Linked DNA regions of Homo sapiens: region 1 is linked to region 2. Evidence: chromatin contacts called from ENCODE Hi-C or POLR2A ChIA-PET data. All regions are on one chromosome and are shown on one strand. Each heading gives the region's core, a stretch centred on a gene start or an enhancer-like site at or near the end of the contact. The rest is flanking DNA. Distances are from core to core; before and after follow the strand shown.

Region 1 (4,545 bases), core at 598-3,097, 340 kb before region 2:
TGAAACCAGCCTGGCCAACATGGTGAAACCCCATCTGTACTAAAAATACAGAAATTAGCCAGGCATGTTGGCAGGTGCCTGTAATCCCAGCTACTCAGAAGGCTGAGGCAGGAGAATCGCTTGAACCTGGTAGGTAGAGGCTGTAGTGAGCCAAGATTGAGCCATTGCATTCCAGCCTGGGCAGCAAGAGTGAAATTCCGTCTCAAAAAAAAAAAAAAAAAAAAAAAAGGATGCTTTGGAATGAAAATGTACAATGCCTTCCCAAGGAGTGAGAAAAGGTCAGCAGTCTCATCCCGGCCACATCCTTGTGGCAACTGACCTCATCTGGAAAGCAAACTGTTTATTCCACTCATTTAAATGTGATGGAAGTTCATGACAATTGAGCTCTGGGAGCTGGTTCTAAAAGAGTCATCCACAGATTCTTTACCCTGAAAGGAATCCCAGATGTGTTCAGTTTATCTCCTTTCATTGGGAGATTTTTTTCATTAGATTTATTAGGGAAGTATAGTATTGTGCTTTAGGGTTGCTTAATTTGTTTTTGTTTTCGTAATTAATAGACAATGTCAGGAGCTGCTAAACCTGGGTTTTTGTATAGCAGGTGAATAGAATTAGAACCATGGCCAGGCGCAGTGTCTTACACCTGTAATCCCAGCACGTTGGGAGCCTGAGGCAGATGGACTGCTTGAATCAAGGAGTTCGAGATCAGCCTGGGCACATGGCAAAACCCCAACTCTACAAAAAAATGCAAAAAGTAGGCAGGGGTGGTGGCACATGCCTGTAGTCCCATCTACTTAGGAAGCTGAGGCAGAAGGATCATTTGAGACTAGAATATGGAGCCTGCAGTTAGCTGAGGTCGTGCCGCCATTGCACTCTGGCCTGATGACAGTAAGACCCTGTCTCAAAAAAAAGAAAAATAATTAAAACTATGAACTTTAATTAGTTCATTTACATAGCAGAATTGGGAGCCAAGGCTTTGGTTTCAGCACTCTTGTAATTATAAATTACTACTTGAAATAAAAGCTGACCATATTTTAAAAATATTTATTTCTGTTAGGCAGTTCTCTTTTTTTTTTTTTTTTGAGACAGAGTGGTGTGATCTCGGCTCACTGCAACCTCTGTCTCCCAGATTCAAGCAATTCTCCTGCCTCAGCTTCCTGAGTAGCTGGGATTATAGGCACTTACCACCACACCAAGCTAATTTTTGTGTTTTTAGTAGAGATGGTTTCGCCGTGTTGGCCAGGCTGGTCTTGAACTCTTGACTTCAAGTGATCCACCCACTTTGGCCTCCCAAAGTGTTGGGATTACAGGCATGAGCCACCACGCCAGGCCAGACAGTTCATTCACTGAGTAGCTAAAGTAGATAAAAGAAGAAAAGATATCGTTTCCTTTTTTTTTGAGACGGGGACTTGCTCTGTCACCCAGGTTGGAGTGCAGTGGCGCGATCTCAGCTCACTGCAAGCTCCGCCTCCTGGGTTCACTCCATTCTCCTGCCTCAGCCTCCTGAGTAGCTGGGACTACAAGCACCCACTACCACACCCGGCTAATTTTTTTGTATTTTTTAGTAGAGACGGGGTTTCACCGCGTTAGCCAGGATGGTCTCGATCTCCTGACCTTGTGATCCACCCTCCTCGGCTCCCAAAGTGCTGGGATTACAGGCGCAAGCCACCGCACCTGGCCCCGATGTTGTCTTCTATAAGTAACTTTCATCCTAGTTGGAGATAATCACCACATACTTGCAAGAAAGACTTTATCCTTATCCTCTTGTTCTGTCTTCTGCTTGAGGCTTTGGATAAAGGCAAAGCCCTTTTAAGCCCAAGCAGGACAAAGTCCAAATCTGAAAATTGCACTATCCTCCAAAGGTCTTTACCTTCCAATGAGTCAGATAATTTTGGATCATTCCCATTAATGAGTCATGCTGACCAAATGTAGTTTTTGTGTATTTCTTGCTACAACTTTTAAATATTCCCTTCCTTCCCTTTCTACATTTGTTGAGTGACTACTGTGGAAACAAGACTCAGAAAGTTAACAGGCTCTTGTATAAAAGTATTTTAGTAATTTAACAAACTAGTGTTGCTGGGCGCGGTGGCTCATGCCTGTAATCCCAGCACTTTGGGAGGCCAAGGTGGGCGGATCACCTGAGGTCAGGAGTTCGAGACCAGTCTGGCCAACATGGAGAAACCCCATCTCTACTAAAAATACAAAAAATTAGCTGGGCATGCTGGCAGGTGCCTGTAATCCCAGCTACTCAAGAGGCTGAGGCAGGAGAATCGCTTGAACCTGGGAGGTGGAGGTTGCAGTGAGCCGAGATCATGCCATTGTACTCCAGCCTGGGTGACAAAAGCAAGACTCCGTCTCAAAAAAAAAAAAAAAAGAAAAGAAAAGAAACTAGTGTTATCTGAGCATTGACAGCAAACTATATACTCAAGGATCAATTTTCTGTTTTAATAAAAAATCCAAATTTTTACTTTTAGTATACCATCTGTGATGGTTTTAAAACCACAAATTCCAGGCCGGGTGCGGTGGCTCACGTCTGTAATCCTAGCACTTTGGGAGTCTGACGTGGGTGGATCACGAGGTCAGGAGTTCTAGACCAGCCTGGGCAATATGGTGAAAACCCATATCTACTAAAAAATACAAAAATTAGCCAGGCATGGTGGCTCACACCTGTAATCCCCGCTACTCAGGAGGTTTAGGCAGGAGAATCACTTGAACCCGAGAGGCAGAGGTTACAGTAGTGAGTCAAGATCACACCACTGTATTCCAGCCTGGGCAACAAGAGTGAAACCCCATCTCAAAAAAAAAAAAAAAAACCCACAAATTTTTTGATGCTTCTCCCTATAAAATGTGAAACGCCCCTCCCCTTGAACATGGGTGGGGTTTATGGATTTTCTTTTTTTTCTTTTTCTTTTTTGAGATGGAGCTTCGCTCTTGTTGCCCAGGCTGGAGTGCTATGGCGCCATCTCGGCCCACTGCAACCTCTGCCTCCCGGGTTCGAGCAATTCTTCCGCCTCAGCCTACAGAGTAACTGGGATTACAGGCACCCGCCACCATGCCCAGCTAATTATTTTTGTATTTTTAGTAGAGGCAGGGTTTCACCATGTTGATCAGGCTGGTCTCAAACTCCTGACCTCAGGTGATCCACCCGCCTCAGCCTCCCAAAGTGTTGGGATTACAGGCGTGAGCCACCGTGCCCGGCCTGGACTTTCTTCTGAGTAAAAATGACAGTATGTCACTTTTTTTTTTCTTTTCATGGCTCATTGCAGCCTCAACCTTCCAGGCTCAAGTGATTCTCCCACCTCAGCTTCCTGAGTAGCTGGAACCACAGGCAAATGCCACCATGCCCAGCTAATTTTTTTTTTTCAGGGATACGGTCTCACTATGTTGCCCAGGCTGGTCTTGAGTGCCTGGGCTCAAGGGATTCTCCTGCCTCGACCTTCCAAAGTGCTGGGATTACAGGTGTAAGCCACTGCGCCTGGCCTGACAGTGTGTCACTTCTAAGACTAGGTCATATAAAGGCATTGTGGCTTCATCCTTCCTCTCTTGGACCATTTATTGTGGATGAAACCAGTCATCATGTCATAAGGATACTCAAGAAACTTTATGAAGAGGTCCCTGTGGCCTCTAGCTAAGAACTATGTGAGTGAGCTAATTTGAAGGCAGATCCTCCAACCTCTTCCCCTACCCTCTACCAAGCTTTTGGACGACTGCAACCCCAGCCAACATCTTGACTCCAATGTCATGAAAGACCCTGAGCCAGAACCTGCCAGCTAAACTGCTGCTAAATCCTGACCCACAGAAATTATGAGATGTATGTATGTTGTTTTAAGCTACTAAATTTTGGAGGTAATTTGCTATGCAGTAATAGATAACTGATACACCATCACGTACAATTTTATAATAAATAATTCACAAACTTTTTACCCATCTTATGAATAAGCTCACCAGAATGGCACAGTGGCTTACGCCTGTAATCCTAGCACTTTGGGAGGCCAAGACAGGTGGATCACCTGAGGTTGGGAGTTCGAGACTAGCCTGACCAACATGGAGAAATCCCATCTCTACGAAAAATACAAAACTAGCCGGGCGTGGTGGCACATGCCTGTAATCCTAGCTACTCGGGAGGCTGAGGCAGGAGAATTGCTTGAATTGGGAAGGTGGAGGTTGAGGTGAGCCGAGATCACGCCATTGCACTCCAGCCTGGGCAACAAGAGTGAAACCCCATCTCTAAATAAATAAATAAGCAAGCTCATCAACATCATTGTTTAGTTCTCCTAAATTCTTGTTTGTTATTGCTTGTTCTTCTTTTTTTATTTTTATTTATTTATTTTTTTTTTTTTTTGAGACGGAGTTTCACTCTTGTTGCCCAGGCTGGAGTGCAATGGCGTGATCTTGGCTCACCAAAATCTCTGCCTCCCAAGTTCATGTGATTCTCCTGCCTCAGCCTCCCGAGTAGCTGGGATTACAGGCATGCGCCACCATGCCTGGCTAATTTTTTTTTTTTTTTTTTTTAGTAGGGACGGGGTTTCTTCATGTTGGTCAGGCTGG
Region 2 (5,112 bases), core at 2,203-4,702:
TTAAATAATGTCCTGCTGTCCTCCCATGCCCCCATACTCCTTCCCACCTCTTTTTGATGAGGCCTGAGGTATGGGTTGAGTAGCCCTTATCTGAAATGCTTGGGACTAGAAGTGTTTCAGATTTTTTTTTTTTGGAATATTTACATTATATACCAGTTGACCATCTGAAATCTGAAAATTGGCAATTAGAAATGTTTCAAGGAACATTCCTGTGAGCATTAGACAGGAGCTCAAAAAGTTTCGGATTTGGGTATTTGGGGTGTTCAACCTGTATGTTGTTTTCTGCCCCCATTCGTGATAAATCACTGCCCTTGCAAGTGAGCCAAGGTGGGAATAAGTCTCCACAATTTTTTTTTTTTTTTTTGAGACAGAGTCTTGCTCTGTCACTCAGGCTGGAGTGCAGTGGCACGATCTTGGCTCACTGCAACCTCTGCCTCCAGGTTCAAGTGATTCTCCTGCCTCAGCCTCCCCAAGTAGCTGAGACTACAGGCGTGAATTTGGGCAGGGCTAATTTTGGTGATTATTTTGCTCTATATGGTTGCCAACTGAGGTCATTCAGTGGTTGTCTTCCCCCTCACCTAGTAGATGGGCTGCTCTGGACAGTCCAAGATGGCTCATTCACATGTTTGATGCCTTGACAGGGCAGGTGGATGGCTGGGCTCAGCCGGAACTATTGACTAGAGCCTCAACACATGGCCTTTCCAGCATGCTACCTGCTTTTTTTTTTCTTTTTAAATGATATAACATTGTCATTATGAATCTCAGTTCCTGTAATACTCTGATGCTATCAGTCTTTACTGGGCTGTGTGGCACTGTTGCTTGTACTCCCCAGACCGCTGCTTTGAGTCTTTTTTTTTTTTCCTTAATTTTTTTGCTTTATAGGCTGATTCTCAGCTGGGATCTGGAGCAGTACATTTGCTGTGTAGGTGACATCTTAATATATTAGGCATTTAATTTGCTATGTGTAAGCTGCCTTGCTGGGCATAACCGGGTGCTATTTCAGAAACTTAAGCCTTAAGGAAATCCTGCAATATGTGACAACATGGATGAACCTGGAGGACATTATGCTGAGGAAAATAAAGCAGTCACAGAAGAACAAATACTGCATGATTCCACTTATATGGGACATCTAAGAGAGTCAAGCTCATAAAAGCAGAGAGTAGAATGGTGGTTGCCAGGGCATATAGGGAGCAGGAAATGAGGCATTGCTGTTCTGCAGGTATAAAGTTTCAGTTATGCAAGATTAGTAAGTTCTGCTTTATAACATCGTGCCTTATTAATACTAATAAGATATTAATACTACTGTATTTTACACTCAAAATTTTGTTAACGTACATCTCGTTAAGTTTTTTTATTGTAATTTTTTTTAAGAAACAGATTTGGAATTAATCATTTGAGATAAAAAGGCAGGAAAACATCAGAACTTAGTGTTTTTCTGTTTATTTACCCCATCCCCATATTCTTGATAAGACAGTACATTTTGGGAGGGGAGAGTATGGGGACAGGGTAGGGTCAGTGATGAGTCCAGTTGGAAGAGGGGCTAATAGACTTGACTTGAAGCTGTGCTGCATAATCACCCTGTTTTTGCTTGTATTATGTTTATCTGGAGTGACTGACGGTATGGTAGCTAAGGCTCCCCAAGCTATTCGTTGTCTCACTGTTTAGGATTGGGGATCATATGCAGTCAACTCCCCATCAGTACTGCCTCTCCTTGGAGTCTCTGGAATGGCCTTTTAATTTACATTTGTCTTCTTGCTATTCCTCTCCTATCAACCTGTTGACATTTAAGGCTCTAAGATGATATTTTTTAGTTTGGATGTCTTTGCATCATATTTATGTATTTATATTGAAACTCTAACCCTTTACTGTAGATGGGGTAATAGTACCTAGCTCAGAGTATTGTGAGAATGCTTAAAGTGCTTTAGAAAATGTTAGCTATTACTGTTACTGGATAACCATCTTTTAAACTTCCTTTTTTAGAAACTGATTCAGCAGTACAGAAAGAACTTAGAAACCAGACACCTGCTCCATCTGCAGCTCAAACTTCTGCTCCCTCTAAGTACCACCGAACTCGATCTGGGGGAGCCAGGGATGAACGATATCGATCAGGTGAGGAGAAGCTGCAGAATGGCCAGCTGAATCGTTTTCCTAACAGTAGTATGAACTGTGTATCCTGAGAGCTTCTAATACTTGTCTTTTTTTTCCCTATGAGGCACCAACAGTTTTATATTAACTCATTCACCAATCATTTATTTTGTACCCTACTATGTATCAGGTATAGTAGGTACTCAATAATTTGCTGGAAATGGAACAGCACATAAGACTGTTTCCGGCTGGGCGATGTGGCTCACGCCTGTAACCCCAGCACTTTGGGAGGCTGAGGCGGGCAGATCACTTGAGGTCAGGAGTTTGAGACCAGCCAGGCCAACATGGTGAAACCTCGTCTGTACTAAAAATACAAAAATTAGCTGGGCATGGTGGTGGGCACCTGTAATCCCAGCTACTCAGGAGGCTGAGACAGGAGAATCACTTGAACCTGGGAGGTGGAGGTTGCAGTGAGCTGAGATCCCACCACTGCACTCCAGCCTGGGCAACAGTGAGACTGCATCTCAAAAAAAATAAAGACTGTTTCTGCCCTTAAGGAATGTAACAGTTTAAGAAGAGAACCAGACAAGCATACAAGCACAAAGGCCATGTGAATAAATAAGTAAATAAGAAAGTGAAGGGTTGGGTCTTGTGGGTGGTACTAGGAGACCTCAGTGGATTCTATTGGAAGAGGCAGGCCCTTCTGTGTTTGCCAGAGTTGTTGCATAACTAGTCTCTCTTAATTGATGGAGCTGAAAGAAAACTCACAATGAAATTTCAAATTAGTTATTTCTTCTAACCCAAGAAGTACCCACAGGAAGGGAAGGAGCAAGGTGTGCCTGCATGGCAGCGGGAGCATGCTCCTGCTTGTACTGTGCTTGGGACCACCTGGCGGCCAGTACCAGGTGTGTGGCTTTGATAAGCAGAGGAACGACTGGTAGATCCCTAGAGCACGTGTGGTGCAGCAGGCCCTTCCCATGCCCACTTCCTGTCCGCTGCACCAAGAGTAGTCTCTGCAGCACATTTCTTGTTTTAAGAAGTGGCAGAATTAAGCAAAAAGACTAATGGGGATATTATTTATTTTCTTCAGATTTTTGTCTTCTTTGTACTGACCAAGGTTGCCTTAACATTTTCTTGAACTGAAAAACACAGTCTATATCACATCCTCTCAAAAACTGCTTTAGAGAAAATGAGAAAAGGACACAGTTGAAGAGCTACATCAGCTATTTTGTGAGCTGATTTTACTAGATACATATTTTCACACACAGAAGGAGAAAAGGATGAGAAATGTTCAGTCGGGAAAAAAAAAATAGAGGTTGTAATTTTATACCTAAACTGGTCTTGAGTGATAGGAGAGGCTTGCTCAGAGAACAAAGACATCCAAGCTGAGTCATGGCAGACAAACAAGAGTTAGCCAGGGAAATAGTGTTCAGAACTTAGAATGCAAGGGTCAGAAAGAGGTGGGAGATGAGGCTAGAAAGATTACCAGAGACCAGATCTTGTGGGATCTTGAATGTCACTGAAGGATTTTCAGCAGAGCAGTAACATCATCAGATTTGTATTTGTTCCAGTAGCTCACTCCAGCTGTAGACTGCAGTGCCTGGCACAGGGCCTTCCATATATAAGAGCTAAACAGATATTTTGCAGAAAGAAGGGAATAGAAGTATTTACTAGTAGGCCAGGGTGGTGGCTCACACCTGTAATCCTAGCACTTTGGGAGGCCAAGGTAGGTGGATCACTTGAGGTCAGGAGTTCGAGACCATCCTGGCTAACACAGTGAAACCCCATCTCTATTAAAAATACAAAAAAATTTAGCTGGATGTGGTGGCAGGCGCCTGTAGTCCCAGCTCCTCGGGAGGCTGAGGCAGGAGAATGGCGTGAACCTGGGAGGCAGAGCTTGCAGTGAGCCGAGATCGTGCCACTGCACTCCAGCCTGGGCGACTGAGCGAGACTCTGTCTCAAAAAAAAACAACAACACATCGTGGTTACTAGTTAAGGAATGGATCAGAGAAAGGGAGGGCTGGAAGTAGCAAAGCATTCAGGTGCACCCCTTTGTTGCCAATCACCTGAGCCTCATTTTCCAGCCACCTAGTGTTGCCTTTTCAGGCTGGAGCCCAGGTTCAGCAGCAGCATGTTCCAACCTGTCCAGAAGGGTTTTTAGCCGTCACAGCTTTCATCCCTGGCCTTCTGGGAGTTTCTGTGTGTGTGTGTGTGTGAGTGTGTGTGTGCGTTTTGTTTTTTTAACCTTCCTTTTTCTTTGTTTTTATAGCATGTAATAAAGGATTATTAAGGATCCAAAAAGGTGATTTTCAATATTCTATATCCAAGCCAATCAAATGTAAAAAAGTTTTTTGTGAGCTCATTTAGTACTATAAAATTTTGAGCTTCACCTGTTAAAACCCAGCTGTGATCTGTAGTCCCTGCTGTTTTGCACCATTGCTTTTTGATTATCCCAAGTATTAGAAAGCGTATGCTGTGGATCAGATACTAGTCAGCTGACTGTGGAGATTGTTGGTTAGGTGCAGGTATACTAGAGAGTTTGTAACAATTGTATGTTAATCTCACTGGGAGTTTTTCTGTGTGTGTGTGTGTGTGTGTGTGTGTGTGTGTGTGTGTGTGTGTGTTTTAAAGGATAGTAGCAAAAAGTAGGCCAGAACGAGGTGAAGTAGGGGAGAAAAAGTGATTTAAAAACCCTGAAGATATTGAAAGCTATGAGGGTCCTGCAATCCTATCAGGAGGGGAACATAAAAAGAGGATGCAAGCATAGACTTTGGGTGAAAATCAAATTTTTCAGTATATTAGGAATTGCTCAACTAAATAACGAAAGAAAGCTCAGGATGTGAAAGAAATTGAGTCTCTGAGAATTCTGGCTTCTCCGAATAAGAAGAAATCAGCAGGGGTGGCTCATGCCTGTAATCTCAGCACTCAGGGAGGCCGAGGCAGGAGGATTGCTTGAGAAGAGACCCGCAGCCCCTGCAGAGGTGGAGCAGATAAGTAGTGGAGGTTGATGGGAGCTGACCTTATATC

What was found. Hi-C counts contacts between places; a loop is a spot of excess contacts on that map. ChIA-PET counts read pairs that join two places held with the same protein, here RNA polymerase II (POLR2A). Pooled maps may share reads with other maps.
Region 1: POLR2A ChIA-PET joins it to region 2 with 11 read pairs in BJ. The contact joins two enhancer-like sites. A Hi-C loop is called at or near these places in 1 of 168 maps with a recorded cell type or tissue (PC-3) and 3 of 50 pooled maps. POLR2A ChIA-PET finds 5 or more read pairs at or near these places in 1 of 52 experiments (BJ).

Annotation. Positions count from the first base shown.
Region 1 is chr12:50,302,569-50,307,113 of GRCh38, forward strand. No RefSeq gene overlaps it. Among named protein-coding and RNA genes, the nearest start is that of LIMA1, 21 kb to the left of the region's middle. Within about 2 kb of position 1,848, at least 3 of the 41 ENCODE cell types and tissues checked have a DNase peak (open chromatin) inside an H3K27ac peak, as active enhancers do; they include PC-3, where a contact is called at or near this core.
Region 2 is chr12:50,638,744-50,643,855 of GRCh38, forward strand. It overlaps DIP2B (disco interacting protein 2 homolog B), which reads left to right. Exons shown (of 38, transcript NM_173602.3): 3 at 1,981-2,109. Among named protein-coding and RNA genes, the nearest start is that of ATF1, 120 kb to the right of the region's middle. RefSeq lists an enhancer at 1,939-1,988. Within about 2 kb of position 3,453, at least 6 of the 41 ENCODE cell types and tissues checked have a DNase peak (open chromatin) inside an H3K27ac peak, as active enhancers do; they include PC-3, where a contact is called at or near this core.